2 separate regions of the Homo sapiens genome follow, and region 1 is linked to region 2. The links are chromatin contacts, found by Hi-C or POLR2A ChIA-PET in ENCODE. All regions are on one chromosome and are shown on one strand. Each heading gives the region's core, a stretch centred on a gene start or an enhancer-like site at or near the end of the contact. The rest is flanking DNA. Distances are from core to core; before and after follow the strand shown. Region 1 overlaps LOC101929710 (a long non-coding RNA gene). Region 2 overlaps ELL2 (elongation factor for RNA polymerase II 2).

Region 1 (7,811 bases), core at 4,320-6,819, 350 kb before region 2:
GATTTGTTTAAGCAGGAAAAGCAAGAACATGATGGGCCACAGGGTGTGGTTGTGCAGTCTGTGCACTGTACAAGTCCATAAGATGCCATTTACAATGTTATCATTATAAATGCATATATTATTCTGACAATTTCCCAGAAAATAACAATAATGTATTAAGAAATGGATGGCTTTCCTTAGCTTTCACAAAGGTACTTTCTACATTAGCTGCAGGGGTGAGTGAGTGGTTCACTCTGAAGCTAAAGGACAGAAAACAGACAAAGATGTTGAAATCTTTAAACTAGGGGAATTTCAGCATTGGGGTCCAAGAATGTTCTGTGTATCCACAGAAGTCTTTGTTCCAACAGCTGCTAGAGAAATTCTGCCTCATGATTCTCTAGACCGGATCAGCCTTGCTCTCCGGTTTTAGAGATTTTCGCTAGTTCTGACCAGATTCCAATACCAACACAATGGTTCTCAAGCCTGGCTCTCTATTCATCTGGGGAGTTTTGTTGTTGTTTTTTTAATCTGGTTTTAAACCCTAGTTCACACTAATAAATCAGGATCTCTGTGGGTGGAGCCCAGGAAACAGTATTTTGTGAAAGTGTCTAATGTCTGCGGGGTTGAGAACTGCTCCTCTGGCGTATGGAAAAAAAAGAAAAGGATGGAAAATGGGACTCTGATGTCCTAAGCCTGGAGTAAATTGTTAAATAGAAGAAAGCTTCTTAAAAGTATTCACGCAGGGCTTTCAGTCATTAAGACCAAAAGATAATGGAAAACATAATTTAAAAAAAAAAAAAAGCAATGTAATCTAGTATTCACAATTGTGGAGTGGGTCTTCATCGCTCAATTGAAAAGTTTAGAACTGCACCACAAAAGGTAAAGAAATAGCATCAATCTTTATTGATAAACTGCTCTGGAATGCTCAAACTGACCTCTAAAATGTTAGAGGAAGTGAGAAAGGAAACGAAGGAGAAGAGAAAGAGGAAGCTAGGCCCATTTAAGAACAGAAATTCACCCCTCAGCTAAGTGCTGTATGTAGCAGCATCCCACAGCCCTATCTCAGGAAGAACAGGGCTCACTGTGATCGGAGGTATAAGTGGCATGACCACAGGGGAATCTAAGGCTATCTTCCAAAAACTATGGCTTCATTATTTAGAAGACCTCAAAATTACCTGCTAAATAAACAAATGTGACCTATGCTAGCTTGTTTTAGGTGATAACTGCTTAGTCATGTTACTCAGTTCAAGAGTGTTCTCTGAGTCATGGTTTATACTAAATTCACATTCAGATCTAAGACAGCAAGTCCCCTTGAAACCTCCCTGGAATTAAATCTTCCCTGCCAATCCTTCCTGTGCCATCTCAAATGTGAGTCAGTGCTTTGCTGTCTTCTTTTGCCACCCTAATTTAGCAAGAAGTGTTCAGAATTCCCAGAAAAGCAGACATTCTAACTGGTTCTTAGTAAAAGAGCCAATCTCATAAATGTATGCTGTATTTTCAAATACATGCTCTGAATCTAAAAATACACTTCCACTTTGCATTCATGTACAGCTGTGTCGACCAAAGATAGATGCTAAAAAAATTGGGAATAAAAACATACTTTCCCCTTCCTCTGTTTTTACTCATACATATTTTTATAGCTTTCAAAGCCCAGTTCACCTCTCATATCTTCCATTAACTTTTCCCAGCCCAAAGTAACCTCTTCCCACTTGGGATTTATCTTGTCTGACCTTCTCATTTAGTACTTATTTGTATATTGTATTATGACACCTCCCTTAGTCATTTTATAAGATTAACTCATCATATAAGATTGTATTTTTCACCTGTTATACTCTTCAAATGTGGCCATGGTGTATAGTGCATAGGGGAAAAACACATATGCTTTATAGCATTCACTAAATGTTAGATGAATTCATTATGAAACAGTATAACTTCATAAGCCAATTTTATCATATCTATGCTATTAGGAGAGGACAAAGTAATATGTCAAGATATCAGATAAAGTGACCTGGTTTTCTCACAACTGTAGGACCCAAATGTCATGCATCCCTGAATTCCTTTAATGTGTCATGTACCAGAAACATGGTGGGGGGTGGGTCTCCAATGCTTCACAGGTAGAGGCATGTGCCTCTAAAGAAAAATTTTGAAAGGGTGAGGAGGAACGCTGCCAACTAAACTATGACATGCCATTGATTACAAGACACATTTGATTTCAAAGATGTTAAAATGTGAAAAAGCATTTATCTTAAAATGGTTGAAATGTGATCAATGACTATGATTTTTTCAAAATGAAGGTAATAGTAATAAAAGGTAGAAACCTCATTAATGAAAATATTATCATAAATCACAGAACAATTTTTCTGAAACAGAGGAGGCATAGCTTAGACCTGCCTCTGAAACAGTGAGCAACAGACCAAACCCACGATCATGTCCAGGTCTGATAATGGCCTATGATACACCAAGTACCCACTTACACTCTCAGAAAGTGAACTATTGAAAAGAAACCAAAGTTACGATGTCATGGCCTTTACTTCAAGAGTGCATGAAAGTTGCAAAATGAAGCCCTGAAAGAATACAGTAATGTGAGTTTCCTTTTTCTTTTTTTTTCAAAAAAATGAGGTGGCTAAGCTGTTACTCACCATGAATCCTTATGCAGCATACTTACAAGGTGGTCCATGCTGAGCCTTTAGTGGCTGGAATCTGCCTACTCATGATCACATTCTACAAACCTGTTAACCACTTCCTTTGCATGACTTTGTATGAAATTTATCACACAGAGTTTTTAGTATGTTTAGTGTGTACACGACTGTGGATGGCAAAAAGAGTGCGCCTTGTGCGCCGCTGTGTTTTCCTGGATGCCATGCATAGTGCCTTACCCATAGTGAGTAAGCCCTCGGAGAACTGTAAAGAATACATGAACAAAGAACTGACCAAAGGGAAAGCAGTGTTATCACTTAGTTCTGGGGTCAGCAGTTACCAATGAATCAATAAAGAACAATGCATGAAATTGCTGCTGTGCAGAATGTTAGTCAAACGAAGGGTGAGTAGTGGGGTTCTTAGGAGAAGGCTCATGAGAATGTCTTCCCTGGATTTACTATCCCTATCTGGCTTTGAATGGAGTGCAATACCAAACAATCCTTTTAAACAACTGATGTCAACATCAACGTCAATTCAGCAATCTTGCCTTTTATCCTTTCCATCCCAAGATATCCCCACTTTATTTAACAATTCAGTATAATCTAATAGATATATTTAAGCCTCCCAAGTGAAAACATTTCTTTTTTTTCCAACCAAGATGGATGTTTAACCTTGCTAAGATTCCTGCATATTATTTGTAATGCATTTGATCAGAACCCAATAGAGTTACAGAGATCCCTCTACACATGCACACTGGCAATGTTGAGCAAGTTTAAGATGACTCTAGAACTGCTTTGATGTATATTAACAGGAGCCCAGGAACCTTCTAAACTCAGATAAAGATACAAATTAATTTTGCTCTTGCCCCCAGAACTCTCTTCTTCATCAAGACCTGCACCTAAGCACAGGGAGAAACAGCCCAGAGGCAGTAAAGATCCACCCAATTGCTACAGATGTGTTCCTCCCAGCAGCACTGCAGATGCTGCTGCGTTATCTCCTTCCTGCTTCACAATGAATCACAGCGCCATCTGGGCCATCTGTCTTATGAATGCACAAGGGAAAAGAAGACGACGTCATGCAGACCTGCACCATGTCTCATGCATGGAAAAGAGACCATAATCTGCCAGTGTCATCAATTAAATAACCAACAGGTCCTGGATTCCTGGTGCCCCTCCCTGTGCTGGCCCGTTATGATGTGGGTTTCTGCAGAGGGAATACAACATTAGGCTTAGATTAAATAATAACAGGAAAATAATAAAGAGGTTGTATATACTATTATTATATTTATGTATTTTATCATGTATTTATATATAGTCATGTGTCACCTAATGACATTTCGATCAACTGCATATATGACAGTGGTCCCATAAGATTATAATATGATATTTTTACTGTACCTTTTCTATGTTTAGATATGTTTAGGTACACAAATACTTAGCATTGTGTTATAACTGCCTACAGTATTCAGTACAGTAACATGCTGTACAGATTTGTAGCCTAGGAGCAATAGGTTTTATAATATAGCCTACCCACATAGCAGACTATACCATCTAATTTTGTGTAAATACAAAATATGATGTTAGCACAATGACAAAATTGCCTAATGACACATTTCTCAGAATGTATCATCATTAATAAGCAAGGCATAACTGTATATTTATATAGTATATATATATATTACTGTATATTTATATACTGTATATTTATATATTTATATACCGTATATTTATATCACACAAATATACTGTATAAACTGTATATTTATATAGTATATATTACATATTACATATAAACACATAAATACTGTATAAATTATATGTTTATATAATATATATGTAAGTTTATATATAATATGTAATATATACTATGTAAATATAAATATACAGTTCTGCCTTGATTATTGATGGTGATACATTTATATACATAAAAATTCTCCTTAACCATGCTCTGAGAAACAGAGTTCTGAGAGATGAGAATAGATACTGCTTGCTAATGATCTGGAAATGCTACATGCCTTATCCTTTCTCAGTCAGAATGCTCTCTTGCACATTTAAGTCTCTTAGAAATCTTGTTCCAAAAAAGTTTAAACCTATTTAACAGAGGGTCCCAAAGACTTTATTTTGTAGCACACTTAACTGTAAAAGCATAGCACAGAACACCAGATTTGAGGAACGGAACCCTAAAGTAACCTGAATTTCTTTCTTCACAACTCAAGTCTAACTAAAGTACAGCCTTAATTATGGGCTTATATATATTATCCTTGGGAAATGAGCATCAAACTTGTGAGAATCAAGCCACAGTCTCAAAATTAGACCAGGCCCTTTTCTGTAAAGCAGTTACTCAAATTGTAACATGAGTTAAAACTCTAGGTTCCAAAATTTTTCAGACTTCATGACTTCATTCAGGAATCCTAAAAACAACTGTGGTCATCATCCATTAAAAATGCAACTTTCATAGTGTTCCACAGACAAGACAAAAAAAAAGTTATTTGGACTGACCTGGTTTTATTACTGCCCTAACAGTAAATATGTAAATAATTTAAACCAAGCAAACACATACACTAAGCATAATAAAATTCATCGTCATTGCTGCTTTATCAAGGAAAAGAACTCTGAGAAACTTGTCAAATAAATAAATGATCTGTGCCTTTCCTTGTCACTTTTCGTCTTTTCAGCAAGTTTAATAAATAAAATTGATGGTTTTGGGAAGAGTTTTAGGCCAGCTATTCCAATTGTAACATTCCTTTACCTAAATATCAGTTAACCACAACATTCCAAGCTTTGAGGCAAAAGCTGTTTCCTGCATTTATTTTGACACATATCATGAAGCAGCATCGATAAAGTTCAACCCAACAGCCCTGGCTGGAGTTTCTCCTGAAACATGCCTGCTATTTACTTTTTACTTTTCTTTGCCTCCCTTCTTCCCCCTGCCAACCCCCATCCGCTCCAGAATATGAGTCATTAAGCTTATGGTAGGAAAATAAATTATCTTCGTTTTTTAATCATTTGATGCTTGCAACATAAGCTACAAGGAAATGCAACTTTTAATCCACCCAAAGATTTTAAGTAGGATTAAGAATAACTGAAAAGACTTAGACATGAGCAAATATGCCCGACAAAGGAGAATAAAAGTGAGAATAGGCTGTAATACTTTTAGCAATATAAAATTCCAGCTCTGGATACAGATTTAAAAAATAGTGTTTTAATGGGAAATTCTTAAAGACAGAAATTTTTTTAAAACCCTCAATCTTCACCTATTCCAAAATAAAATCAAATATTCCTGATATCAGAAACTCTTCTCCTGTCATACATCAGTCCATGTCTACTTTGTAACTAACATGATAACTCTGGGCAAGATTTCAACCACTGTCCCTGGAGTAAAATTCAAAGCACATTTTAAGAAAATGTACATACATAGCCACCTTTCTCTCTCAAGAGCTAAGTAATAAATTACTCCTGAATATAGGAACCACTTTTTAAAATGTAGACATGGAAGTAGGAATTAAATAAGAAAGGAATATTGCAAAGATAGATACAGATTGCAATAAGCTATTAGAATTAGAATAAGCATTGAGAGAAATAAAAGCTACTTGAAGAAAAGAAAATTAGAAGTCAAAAGAGAAAAGGTATGGAATTTAGTTTCTATTCCTGCTCTTTGTGAATTACTTTAGTCTTTAGATTAAGACCTTTATTGTTTCTGTTTGCATTTTGTTTCTGAAATAAGTAATAACATAAAGTCACTGAAATAATATTCTAAGACATACTAGAAGAAGAAAATATATATGGTAGTTTTGTGCCCTGGAGAAAGTAAGAGGAGTAGGTCAGTATATGAATATTTCCATGAAGCAACTGGGAAGATCATGACATTCTATATATGCTGTCTCCAAGGTTTTGTCTCTCACCCTAAATTAGGTCAGAGATAAATACTTAAAATCCATTAACATTCAAATAAGAACTGAAAATCATATTTAAAAAATAATTAGAGTTCACAGCAACAGTTTACTGTGCTAACCCACCCCATCCCACCCCAATCCCAAGGAATGTCTGTGACTTGCCAAAAGAAAAGTGAATTTCTCTCTTTTTTTTTAACCACTGGGCACACATTCCCTAGCCTCTCCTACAAAATGCTAGAGGTAGATAAAATGACTTTGATAAGGTATGTACCAAAGTAGGCGAAATTTTGTAGGATTCCTTGGAAATAAAATATGCTACATCATATCTCTTGGTTTTACATTTTGGATATTCAAATTATTACATTTCAAATACATTCAACTGGGACAAATGCAATATTTAAAAAATCTTTAATCTCCAAACAATATTTATTTTCCTTCTTTTCCCTTCCTTTGTCAAATTATTAAATAATAATAATAGAATGATGCCAGTAATATTTAGTGTTTATGTACTAGGCACTATGTAGTTGTGCAAACTAGATGAGACAGTCTTCATTACACTTTGTCACACTAGCCAGAATCTCCATTAGATACTGATTTGGAAAATGTGAATAACACAAGCCATTAACTTTGTACAAGCAATTAGCTTAATTTGATTACTTTGCTCTCCAACAGAAGTGAAAATTTCTAGCAAGTCTCAACCTTGGCTGCTCGTTATAACCCAGGGATATTTCAAAAACAATACCAACGCCTGGGTCCCACCCCCAGAGATTTTATGGTTTTGGAATAGCCTATTTTGCAAGCTCCCCAGGTGATCTTAGTATGTGCCAGGTTTGTGCCAAGTTTGATAACCACTGATCCAGACACCCTCTCCCTCCTGTGAAGAGAAACAAATACAAGTCATTTCCTGACTATATCCATATTTTCAGGTTTTAGCCCTGGATAGATTAAACTCCATTGCAATGGACTATGTAAAGAAAGCTAGCAACCACCACAAAATCTACTTTGTGATGAAAAATGAAAATGGTGTGAAAAGAAAGTTTAAAATAAAGAAGACTAAAATGTCTCTACTTTTGGTTATTTTTTTAAAAAAGTATCTGGCCTCTTTAGAACACAGGAGATATGATCCCATTTTCTTAAATAATCCTTTAAATATGACTTGATGTTTTGAAATACACACTTCTTAATAGCCCATATGTGTTTACCAAGTCCGTAACAGCTGGCAAATGATAGGAATTAAACCTTAACTGTCAGACTCCAGTCATTCTGTTACCACTAAATTTTAGTCCACGAAGGAACCAACAAA
Region 2 (7,257 bases), core at 1,449-3,948:
GGTAAAATTTGTACCTAAATTTAAAAGTGCTTAACATCCACCAGGAAATTTGTGTATTGCTGTTTATTATTAAACTGGTATGTATTAATAAAACCTTTTTTTCTTAGAATGACCTTTTATGGAAAAACTAAATTTTAACAATCAGAAACTAGATAAAGTTGAATAATGTATCCAGCTTAACATTTGGATATTTGGCTCAAGCTCAACATTCATTCATTCAATTCAACTTATTAAGTACCTACAGTGTACCAGACACTGTTTTAAATGCTGGAATCCCAAAGTAACCCCAATAGAAACCCTGCCCTCATGGAGCTTATTCATGAGACAATTTCAGGACCAGTGAGGAGTTGAAAGGAGCTGGGGAAGGAATCCTCTGCTTTAAGTGGAGAGATCAGGGAACCTTTTCTCAGATGGCTGCATTTTAGACTGCATTTAGACTGCATTTAAGACTTCTACGGCAAGAATGGCTTGGAGGGGCAGGAGTAGAGGAGAGAGACTACTTAAAGAGCCTAATATTTTGTGATAAGACTTGCTAACGGTTAGGTGTAGGGAGACAATGAGGGGAAGAACGGAATCTGTGATTATAGCTAGGTTTTTGGCTGAGCAATTGAATGGATATTGAGCCATTGACTGAGATGCGGAAGGATGGAAAAGAAGTAGGATTAAGGGGGAGAAGAGGATCAGGAATTCTGTCTTATATAGACTCCATTTGGAAGATGTCTATTAGACATATCCAAGTGGAGATAGATGTCAGTAGATAGTTATATGTAAGGGTGTGGTTGTCAGAGGATAGTTGGGGCTAGAGTTATAAATTTAGGAATTAGCAGCATATATATTGGGTATTGAAAGTCTTCAAACTTAATGAAATCATCTTAGGAGGAAATGAACAGAATGAGGAAAACAGAGCAGAAAACAGGCACTAAGTACTTTAGCATTTCAACATATAGAGGATTGAGAAACAGAGACTTAAAAAACAAAGGTCCTAGGCCAGGCGCCGTGGCTCACCCCTGTAATCCCAGCGCTTTAGGAGGCCGAGGTGGGGGGATCACGAGGTCAGGAATTCGAGACTAGCCTGGCCAACATGGTGAAACACATGGTGAAACTCTGTCTCTACTAAAAATACAAAAATTAGCTGGGCATGGTGACAGGCGCCTATAATCCCAGCTACTCAGGAGGCTGAGGCAGGAGAATTGCCTGTATCTGGGAGGCAGAGGTTGCAGTGAGCTGAGATCATGCCACTGCACTCCAGCCTGGGCGACAGAGCAAGACTCTGTCTCGGAAAAAAAAAAAAAAAAAAAAAAAAAAGGTCCTAAGAGAGGCGGAAACCAGGAGAATGTCCTATTACAAAAACCTAGAAAATGGATTGCTGTGGGGGTGGGGGTGTCAATGTGTGTAGTGCTGGGGGTAAAAGAAAATGGAAGCATTGCCAGTGGGGCGTAGTGGCTCACACCTATAATCCCAGCACTTTAGGAGGCCAAGGGAAGATTGCTTGAGCCCGGGAGTTTGAGACCAGTCTACACAATATGGTGAAACCCCATCTCTACAAAAAATACAAAATACAAAAACTAGCCGGGCATAGTGGTGTCCACCTGTAGTCCCAGCTACTCAGGAGGCTGAGGTGGGAGTACCACCTGAGCCCAAGAAGTCAAGGCTGCAGTGAGCCATGTTCCTGCCACTGGACTCCAGCCTGGGTGACAGAGTGAGACCTTGTCTCAAAAAATGAAAAAGAGTAAGAAGAAAGAAAAAAGAAAATTGATGGATTGTGTTTATTCCACCTCAAGAAATCTGGGTGTATACTATATTAACTTATTTGCAAATTTGAATTTTGCAAATTTGAATTTTAAGATAAACCTATTTTCTCCTTAATAGAAACATTACTGTTAGAATAGTGTTCAGCTAAGTTGTGAGAAGCATAAACTATCATATTTGTTAGTACTTTTAAAAGACACAGAAAGAATGATCTATTCCAGTAGGAAGTCATAAGCAAGAGTAATTTTCTCCTAGCCTTAAAAATTAATTACTTTTGGTTTGGCACGTGAACCTGTATGTTTGTGTAGTTAGTTAATGGCTAAGCCGCGAAACTCTAGGAATTGCAGTTAAGGGATAAGAAAAGATTACACTTCGGAATAAACTGGCTGACTAATAACAGTAATTTGGGGGTTCTCTAGGCATATGTTTTCATTTATTGGTTTGGGGAATTTCAAGGACTTTGAGTAAGTGGTTCTTCAGGAGAACTGGCAGATATAAGGAGCAAGCGTGGTTATCCAAAGAAAGACAGACAAGGTTATCAGAATTGATACTATTTATGAAGACAGTGTTTGGTTGATGACTGAAAGGAAAGTTTGTAACCCAACATTTGGGCACTGTTTGGTTTCTACTTAATACAAGTGATCAAGGATTTTTATTGTGACTCAAAAGTAATGGACTCAATTGCCCAGAAGTAAATAAGGATGTTGGTAATACAGTAGTCCTTATCCGTGGTTTCACTTTCTGGGGTTTCAGTTACCTATGGTCAACCATGATCCAAAAATATTAAAAGGAAAATTTCAGAAGTAAACATTTTGTTAGTTTTAAGTAGCACGCTGTTCTGAGAAACGTGATGAGACCTCACATTGTCCTGCTCTGTCCCGCCCAGGATGTGAATCATCCCTTTGTTTAGCTTTACATTGTAGATGCTACCCACTCATTAGTCACTTGGTAGCCATCTTGGGCCATTATTAAGTGCAGTAAGGGTTACCTGGACACATGCACTGAGATACCACAGCAGTGGATTGGATAACCCTCTGTATGTCCCCCATTAGTCACTAGCCATCTCCGTTTTCAAATCGACTGTTGTAATATCATAGTACTTGTGTTCAAGTAATCCTTATTTTACTTAGTAATGGCCCCAAAGCGCAAGAGTAGTGTTGCCAGCATGTTGGCATAATTGCTCTATTTTATTAGTAGTTATTGTTAATCTCTTACCATGCCTAATTTATAAATTAAACTATCAGGTATGTATGTATAAGAAAAAAACAGTATATATAGGGTTCGTTACCATCGGAGTTTTTAGGCATCGACTGGGGGTGTTTGAGTGTATCCTTTGAAGATAAGGAGGGGACTACTGTACAACTGTTTTGGATTCCTTTGACTAAAATAATTGATTTTTTTAAAATCTTCACTTTTTTCCTAATATGGGCTTATTATCTGATTAGAAATATTAAAAATGCAATGGCCATTCTGGGAAAAAAACATTTAGCTGTGTATATAAAGCTTTAATTCCCAAAATGAAGTTAATGGCATTTATTGAGATCTGGCATATAATACAAAACTAGCAGTCCCTTTGGGGCCAATTGATGTAATTATTTTCAGTGTAAATCCTAAAGGTTGCCTGTTTTAGGTTAGGAGATGATAGTAAAAATACCTAATGCTCTGTTTTTATACCTCATACTAGGTAGCCAATCTGAATTCTAAGGACCTCTCATATACCTTAAAGGATTATGTTTTTAAAGAGCTTCAAAGAGACTGGCCTGGATACAGTGAAATAGACAGACGGTCATTGGAGTCAGTGCTCTCTAGGTGAATTCTTTTTTTCTTGCTTTTAAAAAAATGTTTCTTTAAAAATTATGGAAATAAGTCATTATTTTAGTCATTGTTATTTTAGTGTTAAGGTGGGAAGGGAAGCAAGGCAAGCTTTCTATCATGAACATTTTTAAATCATCTCCTTAACACATAACATGTGTGTCCTTTACAGAAAACTAAATCCGTCTCAGAATGCTGCAGGCACCAGCCGTTCAGAATCTCCTGTATGTTCTAGTAGAGACGCTGTATCTTCTCCTCAGGTATGTCATAAACATAGAATTATAGACCTGACATAGATATTAGGGGCCTCTAATCAGGTCCTCTGATGTATAAGTGAAGGAAATGAGACCCGGAGAAGCTGGACAGCTTGCCTGCCCAAAGCCATCTGGTTATGGCTGAGCTTAGCCTAGAATTTAGGTCTTGGCTTCCAGCCCAGAACTTTCTCCACTACACAGCACTGCTTGTCAGAGTACTTAATGTCTACCTTGCTTTCCATTTTTAAAGTTTACATTTTGTTGTAAGATTATCTACTTTCCAATTTGGTCACTAACTAGAAGACTTACCCAGTCCCAAACAATTATCAGATTATATGGAAAATTGAAGATACTTAATTTTGTCTGTCAACATGTTCCAGAAGAATATTTTTTGGGGAAAATGGATTTACAATCAACAAATAAACAAAAATGATGGCATGTTTCCATGTTTTCTTTTTAATTGGATCCTTATCAGAGTACTCCCAATCAGATTCTTCTCCAGTTTAGAGTTTTCCCCCAAGAGATTCAGCTCATCCAAGAAAAAGGTGAGAAGGTCCTAGGCAGTACTAGAGTGAAGCCTGCCTGATTCTCAGCTGATTGGCCAAACTCAGAACTCTCTCGGTGTTCTGGGTGCTTTTGACAGACAGTGGGACGCACCTCCCCACCCCAGTACTGCTGACACAGTGTCTTCCCTCTCTCTCTCTGGACCTTACTCCCAAGAATTAGTGAGAAGCCCACAGATGTGTGGAGAACACTAAGCATACCCTGGGCAAACAGCCATTCGCACATCAGAAAATATTAGAAACTTATTGTGAGGAACAGAGGGGGAACAAAAAAGAAAAAGGAAAAAAAGCAGGTCTGTCCTTGCATATATACAATGTCTGTGGAAGTCTCACTTTTAATGCCAACTATTATGAAACTACTTCTACTCTGATCAAATTATATACTAGGTGCCAAATAAATGGTGTTAAATTGAAAACAAAATAATGAGTTGATTAACCATTATTTTCTTTCAAGCCAGAATACAAGCTACAGCATTACATTTAAGCATAAATGTGAATTTATATTTTATAGTTTTCAACTATCTAAATTTCCTTTTTAACTTAAATACTATTATTGTTGTTGACAGATTAGGCTACTATTACCATGATTTTTTTTAAAGTACTTCCACCTAATTTTAATGGACCAATTATTAAGACTTATCTTCCAATCTGGTAAAGAGATATGTAACGGTAAAAAAAAAAATTAAATAGCATTTCAACAGTGATAGAGATAATTAGAGAAACTATTCTGAAAGTGCTGGCTGTTCCCACTCTAAGACAGGTGGAATGATAAATGACAGCCAAAATACTCTTAACTGGAGCATTTTAGCCCATTAAAGATTAAAATAAGTGCAGGCTATTGCCCTTTACCTAGCTGTGTTAGTTCTCACAGAGTCAAACGGCACAAATTGCTTTCTCTTCTCATTTAATATAACTAGGTCAACCACAGCCAGCAATGGAGGGTGACTGCCTCTGTTTAATACTCTCCTGAGTGGTATAATCCACATAAATCAGCATAGTCTCTCTTGGAACTTAGGGTAAAGCTGTATGATTAGAAAGAATTCAGTAAGCACTTCAAGAAACATTTGCCAGATTCTGCTTTTTGACATTAAACATGAAAATGTATTTCACATTTGGTTTTGTGTTGTTGTTGTTCTGGTTTAGTTTTTGTTTGGGTTTTTTGTTTGTTTGTTTTTTGCTTAAGCATGAAGAAAGCGTGTAATATTACAACCCTGGTAATATTAATAGTAAGTAAGGTTACTTAGTTGTTTAACCAGCCATGCATGTATTGAATTTATTTAATTTTAGTGCAAACTGGCTCACTTTTCTCCTTTTCCCTCCCCTAGAAACGGCTTTTGGATTCAGAGTTTATTGATCCTTTAATGAATAAAAAAGCCCGAATATCTCACCTGACGAACAGAGTACCACCAACACTAAATGGTCATTTGAATCCCACCAGTGAAAAATCTGCTGCAGGCCTCCCGCTGCCCCCTGCGGCTGCTGCCATCCCTACCCCTCCACCGCTGCCTTCAACCTATCTGCCCATCTCACATCCTCCTCAGATTGTAAATTCTAACTCCAACTCCCCTAGCACTCCAGAAGGCCGGGGGACTCAAGACCTACCTGTTGACAGTTTTAGTCAAAACGATAGTATCTATGAGGACCAGCAAGACAAATATACCTCTAGGACTTCTCTGGAAACCTTACCCCCTGGTTCCGTTCTACTAAAGTGTCCAAAGCCTATGGAAGAAAACCATTCAATGTCTCACAAAAAGTCCAAAAAGAAGTCTAAAAAACATAAGGAAAAGGACCAAATAAAAAAGCACGACATTGAGACTATTGAGGAAAAGGAGGAAGATCTTAAGAGAGAAGAGGAAATTGCCAAGCTAAATAACTCCAGTCCAAATTCCAGTGGAGGTATTTTACCTTTAGATGAACCAGAAGTGCATGCTATCATGAGTTTGAAATTACACAGTTTATAATTAGTAATTTCTTTAGCAAATGACGTTTCATTTAATTATTAATCTTAGTGTTGTGCTTTTGAGCAGTTTTTTTTTTTTTTTTTCATTTTACAGCAGTTGTTTTCCATCTCTTTTTGGCCAACTATTAAACATGATTTCTATATTAATAAGAATGGCATTTGAAAATGACTGTCATACTTGAGACTCCTTTTTGGAAGGTGGACCTTTAACATTCTTTTCCATATCTGTTATGATATTGTGCAGCCTCAGCATGACCTATTATATGCCATTCTTGAACTGATTTAATCAGACACAATTTGCAATAAGAATATTCATTTCCTTCTTTCTCAATGAAACAGGGTCACCCTTGCTTCAATTAATATTAGCACAGGGGAAAGGTCAACTTTTTAATAAATCAGGCCAAGATAAAATTTCATTTGCAGATTCATAACATCATCTTTATTTAGAGTGAAAACACTTTGTCTTTTGCAAGACTGTTGGCTAGCGTTCGCTTAATAGATCTTAAGGTTTAGGGGTTTTTCCCCCAATTTTGAGAGTCCTGTTTTAGTGAACTAACATCAATTGTTATTTGTAAAATTAGCCATTTCAAAGCTTTAGGAGCTTAAATGCTAAATATCTAGAGATCCAAAGAAACTTAAAGCTTTACCTCTAAAGAAAAGCTAATTCATAAAAAGCTTGCTTGCCTAAGATGTCCTGAGTGTTAAAAACTGACAAAATTAGATTTTTCTTATTTAAAAAATATGTCCTCTAAAACTTAATTCCTTGCATGCCACCACATAGAAGATCCAAGTTCACCATTTGGCATTGCTGCCAGTTTTAAAACCAGAATAACTAAGGCAAAATTCCATAGGAAAATATGGCTTTGGAAAAATTACTTTAATGAGTAGAGTTATAAGGAGTGTTGTCTTTCTGTATTTT

What was found. Hi-C counts contacts between places; a loop is a spot of excess contacts on that map. ChIA-PET counts read pairs that join two places held with the same protein, here RNA polymerase II (POLR2A). Pooled maps may share reads with other maps.
Region 1: a loop to region 2 is called in a map of endothelial cell of umbilical vein, with 2.4 times the contacts of the local background. The contact joins two enhancer-like sites. A Hi-C loop is called at or near these places in 1 of 168 maps with a recorded cell type or tissue (endothelial cell of umbilical vein) and 1 of 50 pooled maps. POLR2A ChIA-PET finds 5 or more read pairs at or near these places in 1 of 52 experiments (GM12878).

Annotation. Positions count from the first base shown.
Region 1 is chr5:96,252,854-96,260,664 of GRCh38, reverse strand. All of the region lies in intron 1 of LOC101929710 (a long non-coding RNA gene), which reads right to left. It also overlaps a transcript of CAST not described here. Among named protein-coding and RNA genes, the nearest start is that of PCSK1, 180 kb to the left of the region's middle. Within about 2 kb of position 5,569, at least 9 of the 41 ENCODE cell types and tissues checked have a DNase peak (open chromatin) inside an H3K27ac peak, as active enhancers do; they include endothelial cell of umbilical vein, where a contact is called at or near this core.
Region 2 is chr5:95,897,257-95,904,513 of GRCh38, reverse strand. ELL2 (elongation factor for RNA polymerase II 2) reads left to right here. Exons shown (of 12, transcript NM_012081.6): 6 at 3,434-3,558; 7 at 3,734-3,821; 8 at 5,704-6,274. Among named protein-coding and RNA genes, the nearest start is that of LINC01554, 49 kb to the right of the region's middle. Within about 2 kb of position 2,698, at least 7 of the 41 ENCODE cell types and tissues checked have a DNase peak (open chromatin) inside an H3K27ac peak, as active enhancers do; they include endothelial cell of umbilical vein, where a contact is called at or near this core.